Regions from separate parts of the Homo sapiens genome. Here all the other regions are linked to region 1. A link is a loop called in an ENCODE intact Hi-C map of the cell type or tissue named here. Cell type or tissue: PC-9. All regions are shown on one strand.

Region 1 (8,000 bases):
GTCCTGATGATGTTTACCAATAAAAATCAATATCCTTTTATTGCTAATAAGACATTTGGTTATTTTCCAGATCCCCCTAAGGACAATGGTGGTTCAGAAATCCTCAAGTACTTGCTAGAGATTACTGATGGAAATTCTGAAGGTGAAGTTTTTGGCAATTGTTTTATTCAAATCCAATAGCAAGCTCTGTTTTCTAATATAGTAAATGTCTTTATAGTAATAGTGAGTAATCATTAATTCTAAAGATAGAATTATTATTACAATAAACAAACTTTAGTCACATATTGGCAGTTTTTCTATTTCAAACACAGCACCAGAGATCAGAGTCTACTTGAAACTTACATTTGTGTTATTTAACAATTTTTCTGTATCTTTTTCATTGGTGTTTTGTTTTGTTTATCTTTTGTTTTTGTTTCTTTGGTTTGGTTTGTTTTTGTTTTGTTTTTTGAGATACGATCTCTGTCACACAGGCTGGAGGGCAGTGGCACAAACATGGCCCATTGCAGTCTCAAACTCCTGGGCTTAAGTGACTCTTCTGCCACAGAAGATGAGGAAGAATACATTTTTCATAGTGATGGGGTCTCACTATGTTATCTAGGCTGGTCTCAAACTCCTGGCCTCAAGCAACCCTCCACCTTGGCCTCCCAAAGTGCTGGGACTATAGACATGAATCACCACACTCAGCTTCCATGTCTTTTTATGAACTAGGGTTCCTAATTAATCAGATAAATTTGGTATTTTCATCTCCTAACTTGCCATATGTTTTCTGGAAATTCTTATAAGCAGCCGAGAGTGGTGGCTCACGCTGTAATCCCAGCACTTTGGGAGGCTGAGGTGGGTGGTCAAGAGATCAAGACCATCCTGGCCAACATGGTGAAACCCCGTCTCTACTAAAAATACAAAAATTAGCTGGGTGTGGTGGCAGGCACCTGTAGTCCCAGCTACTTGGGAGGCTGAGGCAGAAGAATTGCTTGAACCCAGCAGGCGGAGGTTGCAGTGAGCTGAGATTGCACCACTGCACTCCAGCCTGGTGACAGAGTGAGACTCTGTCTCAAAAAAAAAAAAAAAAAAAAATTCTTATAAGCAAAGAGAGTATCAGAGGCAGGAAGGGGAAGGTGGAGATAGTGAAAAGGGGTAGGTTCAGTAATCTACAAATTCCCATGCATGATTAAACAGTATATAGTATTGTGGGCTAGTGACAAGAATCACACTTTTATAACAAGTTTAGAAAATGTCTTTCCAACTTCATTGTCATTTTGCTTCAGGTTTTTGTTACTATTCATACTGGGTGGATTAACATGGGACAAATGTTAGAAATAAAATTCCTTAGTGCCTTTTTAAAAATTCTAAGGTTTTCTTTCTAATAAAATTCATTAGACTTTAATAGAGAAAAGTATAGTCTTCAAAACTTTTTAAATGACATATCATCTCACCACTGTAATAATCTCTCTAACTATTAAGGTTTTGTTTTGTTTTGTTTTGTTTTGTTTTTTGAGACGGAGTCTCGCTCTGTCGCCCAGGCGACAGAGTGCAGTGGCGTGATCTCGGCTCACTGCAAGCTCCGCCTCCTGGGTTCATGCCATTCTCCCGCCTCAGCCTCCGGAGTAGCTGGGACTACAGACGCCCACCACTAGGCCGGCTAATTTTTTTTGAATTTTTAGTAGAGACGGGGTTTCACCGTTTTACCCAGGATAGTCTCGATCTCCTGACCTCGTGATCCACCCACCTCGGTCTTCCAAAGTGCTGGGATTACAGGTGTGAGCCACCGCGCCCGGCCCACCATTAAATTTTTTTTTAAATGGCACATGCTAATGCCAAAAACAGAGAGCATTGATAAAACTTTTACAAGCAAGCAGTGCTGATGTGTGGCTGGCTTTTTATTCTGTACCATGAGAACCACCTGGAATTTTTTTAAGTCTGTTGGTTCCTATTTTAAGCTGAAAACATGAGAATTCTTTTGAGATGAGCACAGCTGTTCTAAACATAAAATCATATTTTGTGGTTAAAAACCTGGTTTAGAACTGCTGGGCATGGTGGCTCACACCTGTAATCCCAGCACTTTAGGAGGCGAGATGGGTGGATCACGAGGTCAGGAGTTCGAGACCAGCCTGGCCAACATGGTGAAACCCGTCTCTGCTAGAAAAAATACAAAAATTAGCTGGGTGTGGTGGCATGTGCCTGTAATTCCAGCTACTTGAGAGGCAGAGGCAGGAGAGTCGTTGGAACCCAGGAGTCGGAGGTCGCAGTGAGCCGAGATCGCACCACTGCACTTAAGCCTGGGCGACAGAGTAAGACTCTGTCTCGGAAGAAAAAACAAAAAACAAACAAACAAACAAAAAACCTGGTTTAGCTTTTCTTCATTAGAAAAACCCAACTAGGTTAGAAGTCATGTATATGCCAGTGGCTCGTTGTGAATATTTAAGTATGTTTTGAATTCTCATGGCTCCCTTTAGCTACTGATGACAAATCAAAAGTAGGGGCCCTTCTGGACTTCCAGTTAACAACTTTGTGACTGCATGGCTGAGTGAGTGATTGAATCTTTTCAGTAATCCTTGCTCCCAGTCACCTTTTCAGTACAGGTTTTTTTGACCTGTAATATCAGGATAATTGCCTTTGCTATTGCCTTTCTTCATATGGCCTTAGTGCATGCGACTCTGTTGTGAATCTAAACTAATAAGCCGCTGGGGGAATTTGTGGAAGTTACTCTAGTTAAAATACCAGGGAATAGAAAAAGCATTTCCCCTAAAACAACTTCATGTAGTAAAAGGCTTTTGTAAAGTGGTCAACTGGAAACACAGCGTGAGTGGGAATAAAACAGAGGAGTGAAGAGCCTCCCAGTGGCCTGGAATTGTGAGTCAGGCAGGCGGCTGAGGCAGCCCTGGGTGCCCTTGCTTCTGACGGCATCAGCCTTGGGGGGCACCCAGACTCCTGGTGACCGTTTCTCTCTTCAGTTCCACAAAGCGGTCAGATCACTTGGGTCATGCCACATTTGGTCTTTAATTTGTCACCCCCGTAGGCATTTTTGTCTTTTTTTTTTTTTTTTTTTGAGAGAGTTTCACTCTGTCGCCCAGGCTGGTGTGCAACGGCGCAATCTCGGCTCACTGCAACCTCTGCCTCCTGGGTTCAAGTGATTCTCTTGCCTCAGCCTCCCAAGTAGCTGTGATTACAGGTGCCCACCACCATGCCCAGCTAATTTTTGTATTTTTAGTAGAGACAAGGTTTCGCCAGGTTGGCCAGACTGGTCTCAAACTCCTGACCTCAGGTGATCCACCCACCTCGGCCTCCTAAAGTGCTGGGATTACAGGCGTGAGCCACCGCCTGTAATTTTTGTCTTTTAAGTGGAGCTCCATGAAGGCAGTCAAAAGACCCAGTTTTTAAAAGAGGATTTCACTTCCTTTGACCTCTAGGCAGATAAGAACAGGGAGAAATTCTTGCGTACCACCCCAGACTTGCCAGAAGCCTCGTGGCCAAGAAGTAGCCCCGTGCCTGGCTGCCCCTGAGGCCTCCTCACACCAGGAGCATTTGATAGCTTGCCCACCCCTGTTCTGTGTCTCCTACCACTCCCTCCATGCCAGCGGCACGTTTCATTATGGTTTCCCACATCCAAACCTCATAGCAAATGTAATTGTGGTGATAATAGGTAGTCTAGCCAGCAACACTAAGTATTAAAAATGACTCAATGTTATTTTGGTATTTAACTTTGTAAAAGAAAAAGGAAGAGCTTTCTGGCTATTTAAAAAGAAAAAGAAGATGTTGGTTTTCATGAAAACATAGAGCTTTTTCTTGTCAGCAATGGCTGATATGCTACATTTTTACAAGAGGCATAAAGTCATGCATAAGTCTTGTTTTACAGCGAATCAGTGGGAAGTGGCCTACAGTGGGTCGGCTACCGAATACACCTTCACCCACTTGAAACCAGGCACTTTGTACAAACTCCGAGCATGCTGCATCAGTACCGGCGGACACAGCCAGGTTGGTTTTGTTTCCATATGAAAGTAAACCTCATTGATCAAATTCGGACAAACTGTCTATAACATCAGAAGCAAATTGCAGTTTAAACAATGTATCTTGGTAATGCAACCTAATAGTATCATGTCAGGAAATGAAAAATAGAGCTTTCTGAATTGCTGTTTAGAGGTATAAGATAGGCCTAAATGATTCCCTACTGAATTGTGGTATTTTCGGGTACATTTGTCACTCACTCATTTCTCAGAAGGCTTTGACATAATCACCTGTGACAGTTGAAAATTGTCTGGAATTTGCATTGACTAAATAAAGGAGACCTCGGTTATTGCAATGATTAAAAAACTATAGATTTTAGAGTAAAAAGATAAGACCTGCACAGCACTGCTGTTACCACATCTATCAATTTTAAGAATTTGAGACATACCTTCCTCAAGGTACTTTACTGCCATCTGCTGGAAAGTTGTTGCAAAAACAATATAAATCCATGATGACTGAGCTGAGTGGCACCTCCTGAAGTTGTGTGGTACCCAACGTACACATCTGTAGGCAGCATCCATTCTTTTGTTTCTACTATTTATATGACTTTAGACTAACCTGTTAACATGTCAGGAGCCTTAGTTTCAACCACATAGTACTCTCATAGGCGCAAAACAACCTAATAAATATACATGGAGTACTCTAGAAATAATTGTTATCTAAATGGTTTTAACTTACACTCAGAAAAGTGAATGAGAAACGAGATGCCAAAAGATACTTTCACTGTAGAGATATTTAACATTATGATTTGAAACCACTAAACATTTAAAATGAAAGAGAAGGAGAGATGGTGGCTTACAGCCCTGTGCTGGGTTGACTTTTCAAGAGAATACCTGCCATTTGAAGGCCTAACTTTTCTAGTCAACCCACTTGCAACATCAGTTTTTGTGTTTACTTTCTTTTGCCCCCAAGGATGGTACTAGGGCATCTAGACTGCCCATGTAGACACTGCCTGTGAGGAGAAGGTCCAGCTGGACCATCTTTATACAGTGCCGAAGCTGTCTGGAATGCCTCCCAGGTGGAGTAAATCCAAATCAAAGCTGAGATTATCAGTGGTCCTTCCTATGTGTGAGGCACTACACAAGGTGGCACTGAGGCTGAACTGCTCAAATGCATAGAGTTCATTTCCTCTGTGCCACTTCTCAGGAAGAAAACTGAATGTGGCTGAGCTGTATAGCTCTACCTGATTTTCTCCCGTCTCAGGAAGTAGGTCAGCTTCCATACCACTAGCCTTACGCAACCAGATCCTGCAAAATAAAGGACTGCTTATTTTAGCATTAACAGTACCTGCTGGTTGATGTCAGAATCAATTGATTAATATTGAGTTTATTTGCTTTTCTGCTCTGTATGTGAGTGGTTGGCCATTTATGGTACCATTTTAAAATTTCATCCAGCTGTCGTTTTGTGTTCTCTTCTGTCCTCATGAAGGGTCTTTCTAATTTTGATTTGAAGGAAAAGAATTGTGTGCTTAGGATATACAGTACTCATGTCTGCTAATCTAACTTCAAAAATAATCATTCTTGTTTTTCCCAGTGCCATATGAAGTCTATAGCCACCCTTAAAACACACACACATAAATTTATATGAAGATCTTAATTACATTAAAAGCATACCATAATGTGCACACATTTAGTGTGTAACCCCTTTTCGGTAACATTTGCAGTTATGGGGTGGAATTTGCCTGATATGTAGAGGTCTGATAAATTCACAGTAACTAAGAGATGGTTCTCTCTGGTGTTTCTCCTGCAGTGTTCTGAAAGTCTCCCTGTTCGCACACTAAGCATTGCACCAGGTCAATGTCGACCACCGAGGGTTTTGGGTAGACCAAAGCACAAAGAAGTCCACTTAGAGTGGGGTGAGTGAACTAACCTTCACATTGACATTGACAATTTGGACAATTGGAGATGAAGACTTATGCTTTGTAGTTAAGTTTCAAAGCTTTCTTCTAAAGACCATATACGTTTTTGTCTGTTGAGGATGTCCATATTCTTCTTGAAGTATGTTGACCCAGGTTTTTTATGTGTGTCATTCCCCCCATCCACACCCGCAACACTGTCCCTCACCTTCCTCTTCCTGATGGTGCCACACACATGGTTTATCCCCCGCACTTCAGGGGACACATTTCTAGGGAGTATTTCAAGAACAGCCAGTCTTTTTCAGAAAGTTTTCAACTTTATTCATGGGAAAAAAATTTTGTGCTCCATTTAGAATTTAAACCAAAGAATGGTTTATAAGATCACATGGAATTCTTTCTCGTCTTTGTTTGCAACCACCTCTGCTGCATTGTCCTGTGTGGGTCCTGATGTTTTTACAGCATTGATTTAAGCTGTATTAGCGTTTCCTGTTGTGTCCAGCAGTTTACAACATGTATAATTACAAGTACAAATGTACAGAACTCTCTAGCAGACTATTTTTTCCTACCACTTATGTCTAAAGTATAATAAATTGTGCCAATTTGGGGTCCTGTATTTTGATTTAGCATGACCTTTGGTTTCCAATTAAAGAGATTTTTCTTCCCTCTTTTTCTTCCATTTACCTAGCATTAGAATATGAAGAAATATATCTAATGTTCCTATAATTTTGGGATTATTTTATCAATGTAATTAAATAAACTTCAGTGGACCCGCTTTGGAGAGTATGGATAACATCATTCAGAAACTTTTATTTTTATATCTCTTTTTTGGTGGGCATGGATTCTTTTGTAAGGGAGATACTGAGGCCGGCCACCTATGTGATATTTTGCTCAACTTGTGTGAAATCTGGTGCACTTTGGTCAACTGGAAGCACAAAGTGTTCTAAGATGAAAAAAATTCTTCATTCCCAGATGTTCCTGCATCGGAAAGTGGCTGTGAGGTCTCAGAGTACAGCGTGGAGATGACGGAGCCCGAAGACGTAGCCTCGGAAGTGTACCATGGCCCAGAGCTGGAGTGCACCGTCGGCAACCTGCTTCCTGGAACCGTGTATCGCTTCCGGGTGAGGGCTCTGAATGATGGAGGGGTGAGTATAAGCCCATACACCATAACCAGAATCAGAATGCATAATCAGAACCCAAAGTGCTAGCACTTCTGTCTCTAGCCTCCTGAAATTTTTGACAGTCTTGATGCAACCTTGACAACCATTAATGCAGTGTCTGTAAATCTTAATTCTGAGTTGATATTGTTGTGATTTCATATAGACCCAGCATTAGAAGTTTTCTGTTTCTTTTGTCCTCATATCATTCTATGAAGACAGCACTCAAGGTTAATAAGGATATCACCCTGTAGATATTTTCGACAGTTTTTGGAAAATTTCCTATTCTATTGACTTTATCAGTTCAGGGAAATTAGGATTAGATAATAGTTCTAATAAAAGTTTTATACTGTCTTGTCTAAATGAACCAGCAACATCTTAGGTCAGTTTTTACAACTAGAGAAGGGTAGTGGCCAGGGACACCAGCTTGTTTTTGTTTTGTTTCACGTGAAAACTACAGGACTCTCTCCTTCTATTGCTCCATTTGGAGTTGTCAAGTTGAGCTATCAAAAATTGAGAATATATATGTCTATGTTATATCCATAAAGGTTGTTGTCCTTTTTTTCTTTGAAATTGCCAAATGATGTGGATTTAGGGGGAGATGAATAATGAGCAGTGGGAGTCCCAGTAACTGTGAGGCTTTTGGGTGGGCTCAGAGATTGATGAAGCATAAAAGGGCAGAAGCGTGTGGGTAAAGCCAGCTAAATGCCCCGTCCAAAGTGCCAGTGGTTTGTGTAGATGGGCTCCATGCAAATAAATAGAATTAATTAATTGATGATTTTTTAAAAAAATAAGACAGCCCAACTTGCAGTGACTTTTTGTTTTAAGTGAAAGCAAGTTTATTAAGAAAGTAAAGGAATAAAAGAAGGGCTATTCCTTAGGCAGAGTGCCCAAAACTGGATTTCTCCTAATTCTCCAATAGAAAAGAATTTCAGACACAACAATGATACTTAAGTGAAAACAAAAAAGTCTGAACATTAACGCCTATG
Region 2 (8,000 bases), 1.3 Mb before region 1:
GACCTCGTGATCCGCCTGCCTCGGCCTCCCGAAGTGCTGGGATTACAGGCATGAACCACCACGCCCGGCCTCTAACCATTTTTCAATCAAATGTGCCGAAATGACCACAAGTGCTCTGCAGGTCATCTTTCTGAGTTTGTGTGTCTTTAATGTCTGTGGGTTAATCATTTTCAGATAGTGTTTGTGCTATTTTCCACCACTGCCTTCTATACCAGTTACTGCTGATTTGCAGGGTGCTGAGGGAGGCTTATGAAGTTGACATAAAAAGTGGGATCGAAGATCATGAGGTTATTGTTGAGGTTTAACAAACAATGTTGGTCCATGTTGTTGACCAATAGGTCACCAATAAAAGAAGCAGTGTCAGGGAGAAGCGATTCTTGTGTTAGCTGTTTGTCAGACACAGAGGAGTTCCAGGAATGTACTGTAACAAGCAGATGGTGCAACTCGGTGGTGGACAAGTTGTTGACTCAGGCATTCTGGCTCTTTTCAGAGACATTGAGAGTCAGTGGCAAGACTAGTAAAAGTAAGACAAAATAGAATTTCCCTCTCCCTTACACCTTAAAGTCACCTCCTCTGTTGGAGCAGAGCAAGTGGATTTGATCAAGTACTTTGTGGTGGATGGTGGGGAGAGGAAGCAGTCCTTTCCTTTTTTTCAGTGATTCAAATTAGAGTAAAAAATTGGCCAGGCGCGGTGGCTCATGCCTGTAATCCCAGTACTTTGGGATGCCGAGACGGGCGGATCACGACGTCAGGAGATGGAGACTATCCTGGCTAATACGGTGAAACCCCATCTCTACTAAAAATACAAAAAAAAAAATTAGCCAGGCGTGGTAGTGGGCACCTGTAGTCCCAGCTACTCGGGAGGCTGAGGCAGGAGAATGGCGTGAACCCTGGAGGCGGAGCTTGCAGTGAGCCGAGACTGTGCCACTGCACTCCAGCCTGGGCAACAGAGTGAAACTCCGTTTCAAAAAAAAAAAAAAAAAAAAAAAAAAATGAAGGCCACTTGGGGCTGTGGTCTCTGAGCGCTCTAAGTTCCTTGTAGATATGCAATGTTGTGCTTTCAGGATAGTAAAAGAACACAGCAAGGGTAAGGGGGTAGGTCTGTGGCTTTATGCTAAAGGGCAAAGAAAAAGAAATATTCTAGGCCGGGCGCAGTGGCTCACGCCTGTAATCCCAGCACTTTGGGAGGCCGAGGCGGGCGGATCACGAGGTCAGGAGATCGAGACCATCCTGGCTAACATGGTGAAACCCCATCTCTACTAAAAATATAAAAAGTTAGTCCGGCGTGGTGGCAGGCGCCTGTAGTCCCAGCTACTCGGGAAGCTGAGGCAGGAGAATGGCGTGAACCCGGGAGGCGGAGCTTGCAGTGAGCTGAGATTGCGCCCCTGCACTCCAGCCTGGGCGACAGAGCGAGACTCTGTCTCAAAAAAAAAAAAAAAATTCTGAGTGTTCCCATAGGTAAGTATCTGTAGTGACATTCTATTCTAGTTCATCTGTGGTGATTATAGCCCCAGCCAGGACACAGCCCTAACATTAAAGCATACCTGATCTTTCGTTCCCTTGACAGAGCACCCAACCTAACTCATGCAGTGTCCTTACAGATTTCTTGCTAAGTGAAAATTCACGTAGCATTATAATCCATTAATTTGCTACTGCAGAGCCAGCTCTGACAAGGAGATAACTGCTCCAGATGCCAAAGCACTGAAAGATTGTTGTTTGAAAAGTTTATTGGGTAATGAAATAGAAAAGCATCTCAAATGCCAGATGCACAAGGTAATGTTTTGTCTGATTGTCATTGTTAACTCCCGCTAGGGCTATAGTTGGAATGTTAGTGGGAATGTAGGACGAATAAACAGGTTAGGGAAGAAACCATGGCTTTGCCACAGAAACTTGATAGGTTAGGCTAAATTTGAGTCTAAAGATGGGTGTTCTTTCATTGAGGTACAGTTATATTGATTTATAGATTATATATATTGATTTATATATTGCTTTTTTTTAACCATTAAAGCTTAAGGAAGCAGTTCAATACAGGTCAAAATGTATATAATAGGAATATAAACACAAAAGTACCAGATGGAAATATGCATCAAACAACAGACAGCCAATAAAAAGTAATTTGGCTTTTTAAAAAGGGGAAGAAGGGACAGTATGATTATGAGTGTTGAGAGTGGCATAGGCAACAAGTGTATGGGTGTATATCTATATCTATAATCTATTTTTCTCTCTAGATATATATTGTACATTAGTTAAACAGGGGTGTCCAATCTTTTGGCTTCCCTGGGCCACATTGGAAGAATAATTGTCTTGGGCCACACATAATATACACTAATGATAGCTGATGAGCTAAAAAAAAAATCGCAAAAAAAAAAATAATGTTTTAAGAAAGTTTATGAATTTGTGTTGGGCGGCATTCGAAGCCATTCGGGGCTGCAGGTGGGACAAGCTTGTTTTAAAACTAACAATGATATTCTTTTTACGTAAGTATTTTCTAAACTTTCCCTTGGATTTTATGGGCATATTATAAGAACAACTATGTACGAAGTTTACAAAGATCTGATCTGGAAACACAGCACAATTGTGAGGCAGGCAGGAATGATCTCATTACCCCTACTTTAGAAAGAAGAAAACAGATGCTTGGAGAGCGATTTGTTTAGGGTCATCAAGCTCTGACTTAAGATTTTATTCTTCCATATATTTCAGGAATAATGTCCCACTTCTTAACTTTCTCTTTTTCACTTTATTTTCACCTTTTCTTTTAGTTAAAGGCCAAGGAACAGCCTTTCCCAGGGTGCTGTCACTGACATTTACACCCTTGATTTTAATGTCTTAGGGACTAAATGCTCTTTGGTGAGATGCTATTCAGGTTTTCTTTATTTCAAAGAAGAGTCATTATTCTTCATCCAGTCATTATTATTGGAGTAGTTCAGTAGAAAAAACACTAGACTGGTAATCAAAAGAGCCGGCTTCTTATTTAGATTCCACAACTCCCCAACCCAAGTTCTTGAGCAAGTTATTTCTCTCCTAGTCTCCATGTCTCCATTCATAAAAGGAAGCAGTTAAACAGGATGAGCTCTAAATTAAAATTAAAATTAGGGAGAAAAAATTTAAAATATGATGAAAAATAATTAGCATACCTGATTAAAGCATAATTAGAACATGCAAGGAATAGATAAAACCAATGAAACAAACCAAAAACTTAAGAGTAAAAAAGAACTTAAGTATAGATTAAAAACTTATAGATAGGGTGGGTGCGGTGGCTCATGCCTGTGATCCTAGCACTTTGGGAGGCAGAGGTGGGTGGATCGCCTGAGGTCAGGAGTTTGAGAGCAGCCTGGCCAACATGGCAAAGCCCCGTCTCTACAAAAATTAGCCGGGCATGGTGGCAAGTGCCTGTAATCCCAGCTACTCAGGAGGCTGAGGCAGGAGAATCGCTTGAACCCGGGGGACGGAGGTTGCAGTGAGCCAAGATCGTGCTGCTTCACTCCAGTCTGGGTCTAAGGGCGAAACTCCGTCTCAAAAACAACAACAACAACAACAACAACAACAACAAAAACTTATAGATAAAATGTGAATAAAAAGAGGAAAAGGGTTAAAAACAGGTAACATACAAAGGTGAGTTGAGAAATTTAAGCATAAAATACTCAAAGAATAAGGAAAGTGAAGTATGAAGAATTCAAAGTCACAAAGAAGTAGGAATTGACAGCTATCAAATAAGAGAGAAAGGCAAAAGCAAGTGCAAAACAGTAAATAGCTAAGCCAAAAGAAATCAGAAGAAGACATGTATAAAAAATAAGTGTTAGTAAATAAGTAGTAATAAATTTTATCTCAACCTAAGACTAAGAGACAATAAAAAGGATGGTAAAAATAAATGTTTGAAAATCAAAAGGGGGTAAACATGAAAAAAGAAAAACAGTTAAAAGCAATATAAGTAAGCAAAGTATATGAAAATAAGGCAGAAATGATAGCAATAAAATGTGCCTTTCAGGGAGGTTTTTTTTTTTTTTTAAAGATATTTCAAGAAAAAAAGAAGAAAATGATCTGCCTACAAGAGCAAGTAGGTGTCATGTGTCCTTAGCAGTCTTCTGAGCAGAGGTAACATGTTGCAGTATAGAATCTCTGAGGAAACTCAGGCCTGTGATGGACAGCAGAGCTCCCAGCTGCCAGGAGGGGTGTGCCCCGCAGGATGAAGCCCATCCAGGAGGTTTAAGTGTAGATGAGGAGCAAAGTCAGTGGGCCAGATGGCCCCAGTGGCTGGTCCAGCAGACTCTAGCCTTTCTTCTAAAAGCACTACTTGGGACAAACGATGGCCACTAAGATGCCTGTACAACATGAGAAAGAGGTGGTTGTTTGGACACACTTTTGATGTCTATATAGGCTGGAAAAATGCAGAATTGTTCAGAGCAGAAGGAAAAACTCCAGACGTGTAGTCTTCCTTCAAATTTGTGATTGCGGGTTGTCTAGGACTGTGGGCATCAAAATGACATTCCTGCTCACAGCAGGATGGGGATGGTCGAGAAGTTTGCCTTAGTAACAAGCACTCAGGTGATTCGTATGATCAGAAAAGTTTAGGTTAGTAGGACCACACAATAGCTTCATGCATCAAAGCCGAGGTTCAGTAAGGACATTTGAAGGATTAGTTCTACAGGAAGCAACTAAAAAGATGTCCAGAATTATATGCACGAAATGATTCACTCACGGGGAAAGAAGTTGGGGAGTGGGGGTGAGGTGGGGAGCTACCATACCAACATATGGTAATTTTGGCCATTCCTAACAAATGGTGTTACAAACGTTGCCCACCAGAGGTCAGGCCCGGCTGAATCAGGAAAGCCCTGTGGCATATGTCAGGAGGTTGGGCATAGGAGTCAAGAGAGAATGCTATACGTTGTTCAATTGAGTTTAAGCCTGAGGATACCTCTGTGCTTGAGGCTTTACATGGCAAACTGAAACCTGGTTTTGTACATAGATTGACTGAAGGCCTATCTTAGGAATATACTCTTGTAACACGTGGCTGAATCTTAGGCAATCACAGCAGTTTAATTTCAACTGATTGGCCACCAGCTGATTCAAGTAAGGAAAAACACTTGGTAAGCTGTCACTGTTGTTTTCTGTCCATAATGTCATCTGACCAGTTTGCAGGCCCAGAGTTCTTTGAACCTGTTCTGGTCTTGAGTGAGGGCTGCCCAATTCTAAAACTGATAATGAAAGCCAATTAAGATCTTTAAACTAAATTTGTTGTAATGTTGTCTTTTGACAACATTCATGTAGTCAAATTTCCTGCTCCACTAGCACTTTCTCTAGCCATATTGAATGATTTCCCATTTCTGTACCCACATGCTCTTCCACTCCTCTGTGCCATTGTTCAAGTCTCTCCCTCAGGCTGGAAAGCCTCTCTCTTTTTTTTCCTCTCCCAATGTCTTATGAAGGCCATATCCCTTCATTTTTGTCCCATGCAATCCTTGAAATCCTCTATCAAATGACTGACTCTGTTCTTTGTCATTATCTCTGTTCATGTCTCCTGCCTTCCTCATGTCCCCTGCAACCTAGGGAGATCGTTTCTCCATCACCTCTTTCTGCCTCAGCATCCAGTATGAGGCCTGTTATAGAATAGACAGCTGATAGATAAATGGCTACTTTGCTTTCCTTCACGTAGATAGTACATACTGCTTTAGTGGCTCCTCAGAAGCCAGATTATAGCTGCCTCAAATGTTTTAAAAAATAAGATGGCATATAAACAGGTAAAAAAAAAAATACGATGATGATATTGAATTCTCTGACATCTAAAGGTGATAAGGGCAGCCATATTAAAATGAGCTGAAACAATGACCATTAACATGTTATCCACATTAAAACGTTGCCATAAAACACAACCAAAACAAAAAGGGGATTCTCAGGGAAAATATTGACAGTTAAAAATTTTCCAAACCATGGTCTAAGACCAGGGATTGGGTGATATATCAAGAGGTCCAACACCCCATCTGTATACCAGGCATTGTTTGTAGCCTAAATAAATGATTCATATGTATAGTAATTATTTTAAAAATGAATGTGGCTTATAAAATGCAGCTTTATTTAAAACTGTTACTAAACTTTTTGTTGCTTTTCTGTTTCTGAGGTAGATAGGAGGTGAACTCATCATACTTTTAAAAATTGGGAATGAATTCTTTTGGTAAATGAGGTGACTAGGATGCAGTTAGCTTATGACTTCTGAGTTTCGCTGTGTCGTCTGTTTCACAGCATATCCACTGTGATGGCACTAAAGCCTATAGAGCTTTCTTAAATTCCACTTACTTGATGAAGCCAGCAAAATAAATATAAATCATGGACATTAGGCAGGGTGTCTGCTTTGTTTCCAGTGCTGGGTGATGCTCTTGGGTTTTTTCCTATCAATTTTTGAGATGGGCAGTATATTTCTATACTGAAATAAGGTCTGGACTTTTGTAAAAGTTCTCTACAGCAGTTGTTACCATATATTTTTAGATGTTACTAGCTAGGAAAAATTTCAACAAGAAAACTGAAGTCTCCACCACTGATATGGTTTGGCTGTGTCCCCACCCAAGTCTCATCTTGAATTCCCATGTGTTGTGGGAGGGACCTGATGGGAGGTGATTGAATCATGGGGACAGGTCTTTTTTGTACTGTTCTTTTGATAGTGAATAAGTCTCACAAAATCTGATGGTTTTAAAATGGGAGTTTCCCTGCACAAGCTCTCTTCTCTTGTCTGCTGCCACGTGAGATGTGCCTTTTGCCTTCTGCTATGATTGTGAGGCCTCCCTAGCCATCTGGAACTGTAAGTCCAATAAACTTCTTTCTTTTGTAAATTGCCCAGTCTTGTGTATGTCTTTATCAGCAGCGTAAAAATGGACTAATAGAATAAATTGGTACCAGTAGAGTGGGGTACTGCTGAAAAGATACCCCAAAATGTGGAAGTGAGTTTGGAATTGGGTAACAGGCAGAGGTTGGCACAGTTTGGAGGGGCTCAGAAGACAGGAACATGTGGGAAAGTTTGGAACTTCCTAGATACTTGTTGAATGGCTTTGACCAAAATGCTGATAATGATATGGACAATGAAATCCAGGCTGAGGTGGTCTCAGATGGAGATGAGGAACTTGTTGGGAACTGGAACAAAGGTGACTTGTTGTTTTAGCAAAGAGACTGGCAGCATTTTGCCCCTGTCCTAGAGATTTGTGGAACTTTGAATTTGACTGAGATGATTTAGGGTATTTGGCTAAGCAGCAAAGCATTCAAGAGATGACATGGGTGCTGTTAAAGGCATTGAGTTTTAAAAGGAAACAGAGCATAGATGTTCAGAAAATTTGCAGCCTGACAATGCAATAGAAAAGAAAATCCCATTTTCTGAGGAGAAATTCAAGCCCGCTGCAGAAATTTGCCTAAGTAATGAGAAGCCAAATGTCAATCCCCAAGACAATGGGGAAAATGTCTCCAGGGCATGTCAGAGACCTTTGGGGCAGCCCTTCTTATCACAGGCCCAGAGATTTAGGAGGAAAATATAGTTTTGTGGGCCAGGCCAAGGGTCCCTCTGCTGTGTGCAGTCTAGGGACTTGGTGCCCTTCGTCTTGTGACTAAAAGAGGCCAAAGTACAGCTTGGGCTGTTACTTCAGAGGTTGGAAGCCCCAAGCCTTGGCAGCTTCCATGTGGTGTTGAGCCTGTGGGCACACAGAAGTCAACAGTTGAGGTTTGAAATCCACCTAGATTTCAGAGGATATAAGGAAACACCTGGATGCCCAGGCAGAAGTTTGCTGCAGGGGTGCGGCTGTCATGGAGAACCTCTGCTAGGGCAGCGTGGGAGGGAAATGTGGGGTCAGAGCCCCCACAGAGTCCTTACTGGGGCACCACCTAGTGGAGCTGTGAGAAGAGGGCCACCATCCTCCAGACCCCAGAATGGTAGATCAACCAATAGATTGCACTGTGCGCCTGGAAAAGCCACAGACACTCAATGCCAGCCCATGAAAGCAGCTGGGAGGGAGGCTGGACCCTGCACA
Region 3 (8,000 bases), 770 kb before region 1:
TTCTTCTTTTCTTCTTTTCTTCTTCTTCTTCTTCTTCTTCTTCTTCTTCTTCTTCTTCTTCTTCTTCTTCTTCTTCTTCTTCTTCTTTCTTCTTCTTCTTCTTCTTCCTTCTTCTTCTTCTTTTCTTCTTCTTCTTCTTTCTTCTTCTTTTCTTCTTCTTTTCTTCTTCTCTTCTTCTTCTTTTCTTCTCTTCTTCTTCTTTCTTCTTCTTCTCTTCTTCTTCTTCTGCTTTCTTCTTCTTCTTCTTCTTCCTTCTTCTTCCTTCTTCTTCCTTCTTCTTCCTTCTTCTTCTTCTTCTTCTTCTTCTTCTTCTTCTTCTTCTTCTTCTTCTTCTTCTTCTTCTTTTCTTCTCCTTCTCCTCGTCCTCCTTCTCCTTCTCCTTCTTCTTATTTTTTATTTTATTTATTTATTTTTTTGATGGAGTCTTGCTCTATTGCCAGGCTGGAGTGCAGTGGCTCAATCTTGGCTCACTACAACCTCCGCCTCCCGGGTTCAAGCAATTCTCATGCCTCAGCCTTCTGAGTAGCTGGGATTACAGGCACGCGCCACTACGCCCAGCTATTTTTTTTGTATTTTTAGTAGAGATGGGGTTTCACCGTGTTGGCCAGGATGGTCTCTATCTCCTGACCTCGTGGTCTGCCCGCCTAGGCCTCCCAAAGTGCTGGGATTTTTAATTTTAAGTTCTGTGCAGAACGTGCAGGTTTATTACGTAGGTGTACATGGAGGCAGGCCTTATTATTAACTACATTTGGCGGATGAGTAGCTGAGGGTCAGAAGTTGAGTGATTCGCCCAAGCTAAGTGATGAGGCCACAATTTCAAACCAGACCCACCTGATTCTCGAGGCAGGGCAGTAACCTCTGAGCACCCCTGCCTCTATGCCACGGACAGAGCCTGCTTCTGTAAGATTACCGCTCTGTCTCATTTTAGGGTACTTCCCAAGAAACTCCCTCAGTTCACCTCATCATGGGTACAGGTGAGAGGACTCGTCACTCACTGTGACAGAGGCATGCAGCCTGGAGGCTCCCCCTGGGGGTTTGCCCGGATCCTCACGGTGCAAGAACACTGACAAGATCCTGCCGTGGAGTTGGTCAAGATTTCCTGGAGTGCTACCAGAGGCCTATTCTGGGCTTGCACACACCCAGGCCCTCCCTCTGGGCCTCTCCTGCAGCATGGTGGCTGTCTCCCCACTGGCCCTCCAGAGCCATAGTGGCCCTGGTACAGGTGAGCTGTCTCCCCACTCCATCCTCCAGAGCCACACAGCCCTGGTACAGGTGGGCTGCTGTGACCCTGACATGGTGCTGTGGTTTCTTTCCTTCACAAGCACAATTAGGCAAGCCATCGCTGTCAGATTCATTTTATTTTTAAAAAACTTGTTTGGTATTGTATTTGGCATTTTAAAAGATGTTTTATGGTGTTACATTTTAAAAGCCAATTTGTTTTCACCGCAGGAAGGCCCTCAGGAGGGAAGAGCTGTTTTTTAAACTGTTCCCCTTGTACAAAAATATTTTCCAAGTTATTTAGATTTATAGTACAGATAATACTTGTCTCCCATTGGTCCAGGATAACAAGTAATAATAATAATAACAAATAGTGTAATCTGCTTAATCTGAACTATGCGCTCTTTTTTTTTTTTTCTTTTGAGACGGAGTCTCGCTCTGTCACTCAGGCTGGAGTACACTGGTGCGATCTCAGCTCACTGCAACCTCCACCTCCCAGGTTCAAGCAATTCTCCTGCCTCAGTCTCCTGAATAGCTGGGATTACACCCACACCACCATGCCTGGCTAATTTTTGTGTTTTTTTAGTAGAGACATGGTTTCACCATGTTGGTCAGGCTGGTCTCAAACTCCTGACCTCGTGATCCGCCCACCTCGGCCTCCCAAAGTGTTCGGATTACAGGTGTGAGCCACTGCGCCCCGCCATATGCACTCTTATATGTACATACACTATGCACTTTTACACTTTTATACATGAAGAAGTTGAGGCATAGAGAAGTGAAGCAACTAGTCCCAGGTCACACAACTGAGACCTGCAAAACCTTAAAAAAGAAGAGAGTGGAAATCTTTCAACCTGATTAAAAAGTATTCCTGCTTTCAACATAAGCTGCATATAACCAGTTCCAAGATTGCAGATTCACTTCTTCCTACAAATATGTATCGAAAACCTACTATGACTCCATTCACAGGAAGATGGTGCCTCAGTCAAGATAAGAATTCCCGGTCTATGATTTCAGCACTGGATACAGGCAGGCAGTATTATTTTAAAAAGTTTGCAGTATAAAAAAACTTCTCTCCTATTTATTGCCTCCACATGGCAATGTCCCTCCCATCTCTCTTTACAAGAGAAGGCAGCCAGGCACCTTTGTCTGTTTGTCTCATCACTCAACCCCCGACTTCCCCTCTCACTCCACACAACTGCATCCCCAAGTGCTGCCCTCAAGGCTGGGCCTAATGGGCACATGGAGTCCTTATCTTACTCATCTTCCCTGTGGCATTTGACACGCTTACCAACTTCCTATTCCTTGAAATTCCCTTTTATTGAAACTCTAACAACTTCCCAAGACTTCCTGAGGTCATCTTTTTCTCGTTCCCCTCCCACTCCTGGGATGCTCCTTCTTGTTCTCTTTCGTTATAATGACTTTCAAAACTGGGAACTTGAAGTGTACTTTGTGCAAATTAACTCACATGGTTTTGATGAACTGAATCAGCATCATACCCAGCGCAGGGATGGGAAATAGAGAGGAAGACCCACTGCGGGACTTCTGTTTGCCCACTGATTCAGTGAGAAGCCAGGATGCCAGGTCCAGCACAGCAATGAGTTTGATTGTGTTGATTGTGTCTCCTCCAGACATTCACTGTCAACTCTCAATGCAGAAACAGCTCATGAACTATATTTAGGAAGGACAGAGCCTGATGAGTGTGGAAAGACTGCAGGTTTGGGCACAGGGCTGGATTTAAAGGTCTAGACCTGTGAACACCACCTATTTTGTTGGCTGTTAATTTTAAGTGTATGTTTGTTCTAACAACAGGACCCTAGCTTCTGCTGGCCCTTAAGGGTTACAAGATTTTCCTCCTGGTGACAGATTGTTTGGCTACATCCCAAAAGATATAAAACTCCTTCCAGTCATCCCAGAATTAGGTCCATAGATTTCCAGTTATAGAAGAGAGCCATTCTGGGTAACACAGCAGATGTAAATTATGTGCCTGAATTGATTTTGCATTAATTTCTCGTAGGCTATTTTCATGCTGCTTAAATACCACTTTTTAAAGCCACTATGGTATTGTATTTTAAAAGCTGATTTGTTTCCACCACAGAAAGGGCTTCAGGAGGCAAGAGCTGTTTTTCAAACCCTTCCCCTTGTGCAAAATTACTTTCGCCAGTGAGGAATTTTCAGTAATGAGCTGTCTGTTTGCACAACTCTTCAGTGCATGTTTGCATGCTGCTTCTGTAAGCTTCCTTTTGCAAGACATATCATGAGACACAAACTTCAAGTTTCCTACTCCCTTGAGGGACCAGCCCTGCCACTCATTAGCTTAATATGGAAGCCCAGGGGCTCAGATAATAACACTTTATGTTCTTGCTGTACAGCAGGGCCAGTATGCTTTGTGCTGTGGACTCTTGGCTGTCCTGCTTGATCCAAATGCTTTTGGAAACCATCAGATAAAGGGCAAAAAGACAGTCTGTAAATCTATGGGGTTTTTGGTACAGAAATAGGGCTAGGCTCACATTGAACTCCTGAACATGATATCAAAGCTCTTATTACAACTTTTTATGCATGAACTTTCATATATATAAAACTGGACATCACATAGCAAAGTAATAGCACATCAGCTGTTCCTACCACTAACAGATGGCAGGAGCAGGCAGGGGAACTTCAGCTGAATTTCTTCACTGATGTGGCCATTGTTTGCTATGTTTGGGTGTTTGTTTGTTTTTTGAGACAGGGTCTCACTCTGTCACCCAGGCTGGAGTGCAGTGGCATGATCTCGGCTCACTCCAACCTCCACCTCCCAGGTTCAAGCAATTTTTCTACCTTAGCCTCTTGAGTAGCTGGGACTACAGGTATGTGCCACCACGCCTGGCTGATTTTTTGTATTTTTAGTAGAGACAGGGTTTTGCGATGTTGCCCAGGCTGCTCTCAAACTCCTGGCCTCAAGTGATCCGCCTGCCTTGGCCTCCCAATATTTGGCTTTCCTTTGATTTTACAAATGGCCTGACAAATCAACTCCCTCATCCCCACTTAAGTACTAAGAGTATTGAAAATGCAATTAAAAAGAAGGGTAAATTTTGATGGAAACTACAGTTTTCATAAAAGTGGAAAGAAATGGATGATGAATGGCTCAACAGGACAAAGAGGAAGCTACACAAAATTAAAAATTAAAAAATTATCAGTATAGCTGGAAGACTGGAACTGAAGTTGGATGTCTGTTATCCTGAGGTTAATTCAGGAGAAGGCTCTGGACTAAAAGACAATTGGACTGAGAACTCCCTTTAGGGATGTCACCTATTAAAGAAAGGTAATTTTGTACAAAGCTGCCGCATTTACCGTGAGGCTGCTCATTTTTAGATTCTAGCACCACCTAGAGGACAGAATGAGATAATTTCCATTCACCACTGAACCTAAGGAATCTTTCATCAATTAACCGTTTTTCAGTTTTCAAAACACTTAAATTTTAATATCTGATTTGATATCCAAATAATTGTCTTTGAGGTAGGAATTTCTACCTTTAGTGTACTGATAAAAAATCAATTTTTCCGCTGGCTTACTGTCCAAAGAATTTGATCAGTTTTTTATGTGATCAAAAATTATTATCCATGGATTATTTTTTAAACTTTATTTAGGTACAGTTTATATACTCTAAAATTAACTAATTTAAAGTGTGCAGTTCAATAGTTTTTGGTGAATTTACTGAGTTGTGCAACCATCCCCATAGTCCAGTTTTAGAACATTTTTATCCCCCCAACAAGATTCTTTTTTTTTTTTTTTTTGAGACAGGGTCTTGCTCTGTCACCCAGGATGGAGTGAAGTGGCATGATCTCGGCTCACTGCAACCTCCACCTCCCGGGTTCAAGCAATTCTCCTGCCTCAGCCTCTTGAGTAGCTAGTATTACAGCTAGTAGCTGGTATTACAGGCACCTGCCACCACGCCTGGCTAATTTTTGTATTTTTCAGTAGAGACAGGGTTTCGCCATGTTGGCCAGGCTGGTCTTGAACTCCTGACCTCAGGCGATCCTCTTGTGTTGGCTTTCCAAAGTGCTGGGATTACACTCATGAACCACTGTGCCAGCCAAGAGTCTCTCTTTTTTACAGTTAATCCCCATTCTCACCCAGCCCCATGAAGTCACCAGAGTTTTTTCTGTCTGCATAGATGTGCTTTTTCTTGGAATTTCATATAAATGGAATAATAAAATGTGTGGGGTTTTTTTGCATCTGGCTTCTTCACTTAGCATAATATTTTTGAGGTTTATCTGAGTTGCAGCATTTATCAGTATTTCATTCGTTTTGATTGCTGAGTAGTACTCCCTTGTATTGATATACCAATTATATTTGTCCATTCACCAGTTGATGAACATTTAGGTTGTTTCCAGTTTTTTGCTATTTTGAAAAATATTGCTATGAATATTTGCATGGAAGTTGTTTTTCTAAGTAAGAAACTTTAATTAGTAAACAGGGAAGTGAATAAAACATGTGGAAGAAGGGTGATTATATGAATTATGTGTATTGAGGAGAAAAAAATAGAATAAACAATCAGGAGATGCCTAAGGGAAAGGCATCTGGGTCCTGGGCCCCGGATTCAATGTGTACCCAGGAACCAAGGAGTTCTTGGTATCGTATTCTTCCAGAGACACAGAAGAAGCATGGGGAAAATTATTCAGGATTTGCTCTGATAGTTTAGCAGTATTTGATGACAGTTTTTAAGGTGTTTCTTAATGTTGGATCAATACAATATGTAGCCGATGCAGACCTTGGTAACACATCTGAGGTTGGAGATTGAAGTACCATTATGATCTCTCCCCATCATGAAGATAGAGGTGAAGGGGACATTTCAAAGTGAAAAATAAACTATGTGGTCAGATGCATTTGAGTCCAAATCCAGGCTCTGTTAATATCTATAAGGACTGCAAGGTCAAAGTTCTCATCAGTATCCCTGGAGGCCATGGTACCTATCTCACAAGGCTGTTGTGAGGATTTGCTAAGATGCTTTATGGAAAGCACTTAGCATATGGCCTGGCACACAGTGAGTTCTGATGTTATTTTTGTAAGATTGGATTGTGCTTGACAAACCCAGGAACAGTGACATTGACTTCTGTTATTCCTGAGAACCTTTTACATCATTTCATTGGATGTTTCTGGCCTGAGATTCTGGCAAAAAGAAGTATAAATTTTCTTCAGAGATGATAAAAATGTTTGTGTAAGTGGAACCTCATTAAAAAATATTGCTTGTCACCCAGAATGTTGTAGGCTGGTGGAAAGATTTAGTGCTAATCTCAAGGGAGTGGTTAGGACTTAGGGGGATCCACACTGGACCAATCAGCATGATAGGTTACTAACTCATTTTGCATATAAAAATGTTGTCTAGGACTCTACAGAATTCTCCCTATTAATGGATGACAGTCAGAGGTCCTTGGGTTTAATCAAAATTTAATACCTTGTGAGAGGAAATATGAAGAATACAAATGATCAGTAATAGACAATATGTCAAATGCAGTAATTGCCAATTTTAAAAAGTCTCCTTGTCAGCATATCTACCTTGATTTGTAGTTAGGAACACATGGCCAGAGCTGTATTAAGCCTCTGGGAAAACAAAGGAATGAGATACATATTCTGTTGCAAGAAAATATATCAGAGATTCAACAAAGCCATCATATCTAAAATAATAAAACAGCATGTTTAAAAATATTTAAATCAGGGAATTTCTCCCCCCCCCCCCCCCCATAAAACTGAAGGCTCCTACTTCATCTGGTGCAGGGCAGATGAATCTTCCATGAACTGCTTTTATATTCACCCAAGCAGTATATTAAGAAGGCTGAAGTCAGAATGAGTTCCAGAAATCTTTCTGTTGAGGAAAACCAGAATCTGAGGAAGGAGCAGTTATTAGATGTGCTTGTTTGTCACCAGAAGAATGCAAACAAAGAAATACAGATGAGTTCAGAGTGCTACAGATATCTTAGAGCAAACCAGATAACTATTGACTTGGTGCTATATACTGTAAGGGAATAGCAACCATGTTAGACATTTTGGTATACTGACTTATTGGCTCCAATTTTTATAGCCTTGTAGGCACAGCCATTACCATGTGGCTTTTGAATTCCTCCACTAGAGGCATTGATGTTGGGTTTGAATATTTTGCTTCCTGTGGCCAATAGGATGCGAGCAGAGTGACCATGTACCAGTTCCAGGCTTAATCCTTAAGAAGCATTTGTGTTTTCAGTTGCTGTCTTTGTTTCTGCCGTTGTTATGAGAAGAAAATACTCTGGTCAGCCTGGTGGTCTGAGGAGGAGGAAGAGAGACGCCACATGAAACAGTTCTGGAATCACGCTCAGCCTAGATCAGCTGACCTCTAGCCAACCCACAGATACGCAAGCAAGAATAAGGGATTGCTGTTGAAAGCTGCTGGATTTTGAAATTGTCAAGCGGCATTACTCTGACAATAGGCGGCTGACATAGATGGCTGTTTTATAGGGTTAGTTGAAAAAAAGACTGGGAGAACCTTAATCTAAGGACTATCAGGTCTTCATGGTCACATTTTTTCTGAACAATTGATAGAAAGTTAAATTTTCTACAGAAACAGGAGCATATACTATATCTAAAATTGATAGTCGGATTGTTTGGGAGCACTAACACAACAGGTTTTCCACTGATTTATATAGGGTTGGGAAAGAAACGTGCTCTGATTTTTGTTTTAGCTAATTAATGCTACCTCGTGCCACCCACTCTGAAAAAGCTCTTCTTCTTTTTATACCCATCCTCCTCAAATGTCAGAAGACTGGGAGTGGGAC

What was found. Hi-C counts contacts between places; a loop is a spot of excess contacts. Peaks named below come from ENCODE experiments on the same cell type or tissue, not always from the same donor. Only the 100,000 strongest peaks of a DNase experiment are listed, where the experiment ranks them.
Region 2: it touches region 1 in a loop (3-fold over the local background); 5 of 110 quality-filtered maps call a loop at or near these places.
Region 3: it touches region 1 in a loop (9-fold over the local background); 3 of 110 quality-filtered maps call a loop at or near these places.

What each region holds. Positions count from the first base shown.
Region 1 is chr3:172,337,260-172,345,259 of GRCh38, forward strand. FNDC3B (fibronectin type III domain containing 3B) reads left to right here. Exons shown (of 26, transcript NM_022763.4): 16 at 71-142; 17 at 3,854-3,972; 18 at 5,752-5,857; 19 at 6,827-6,999. Among named protein-coding and RNA genes, the nearest start is that of GHSR, 110 kb to the right of the region's middle. In PC-9, CTCF peaks have their summits at 4,419 (motif pointing left) and 4,626; a DNase peak (open chromatin) is centred at 4,412; H3K27ac peaks cover 1,520 bases.
Region 2 is chr3:171,045,215-171,053,214 of GRCh38, forward strand. No RefSeq gene overlaps it. Among named protein-coding and RNA genes, the nearest start is that of SLC2A2, 22 kb to the left of the region's middle. RefSeq lists a silencer at 4,732-4,941. In PC-9, CTCF peaks have their summits at 4,819 (motif pointing right) and 5,020; DNase peaks (open chromatin) are centred at 347 and 4,807.
Region 3 is chr3:171,562,443-171,570,442 of GRCh38, forward strand. No RefSeq gene overlaps it. Among named protein-coding and RNA genes, the nearest start is that of TNIK, 110 kb to the left of the region's middle. In PC-9, CTCF peaks have their summits at 4,585 (motif pointing left) and 4,790; DNase peaks (open chromatin) are centred at 3,429 and 4,569.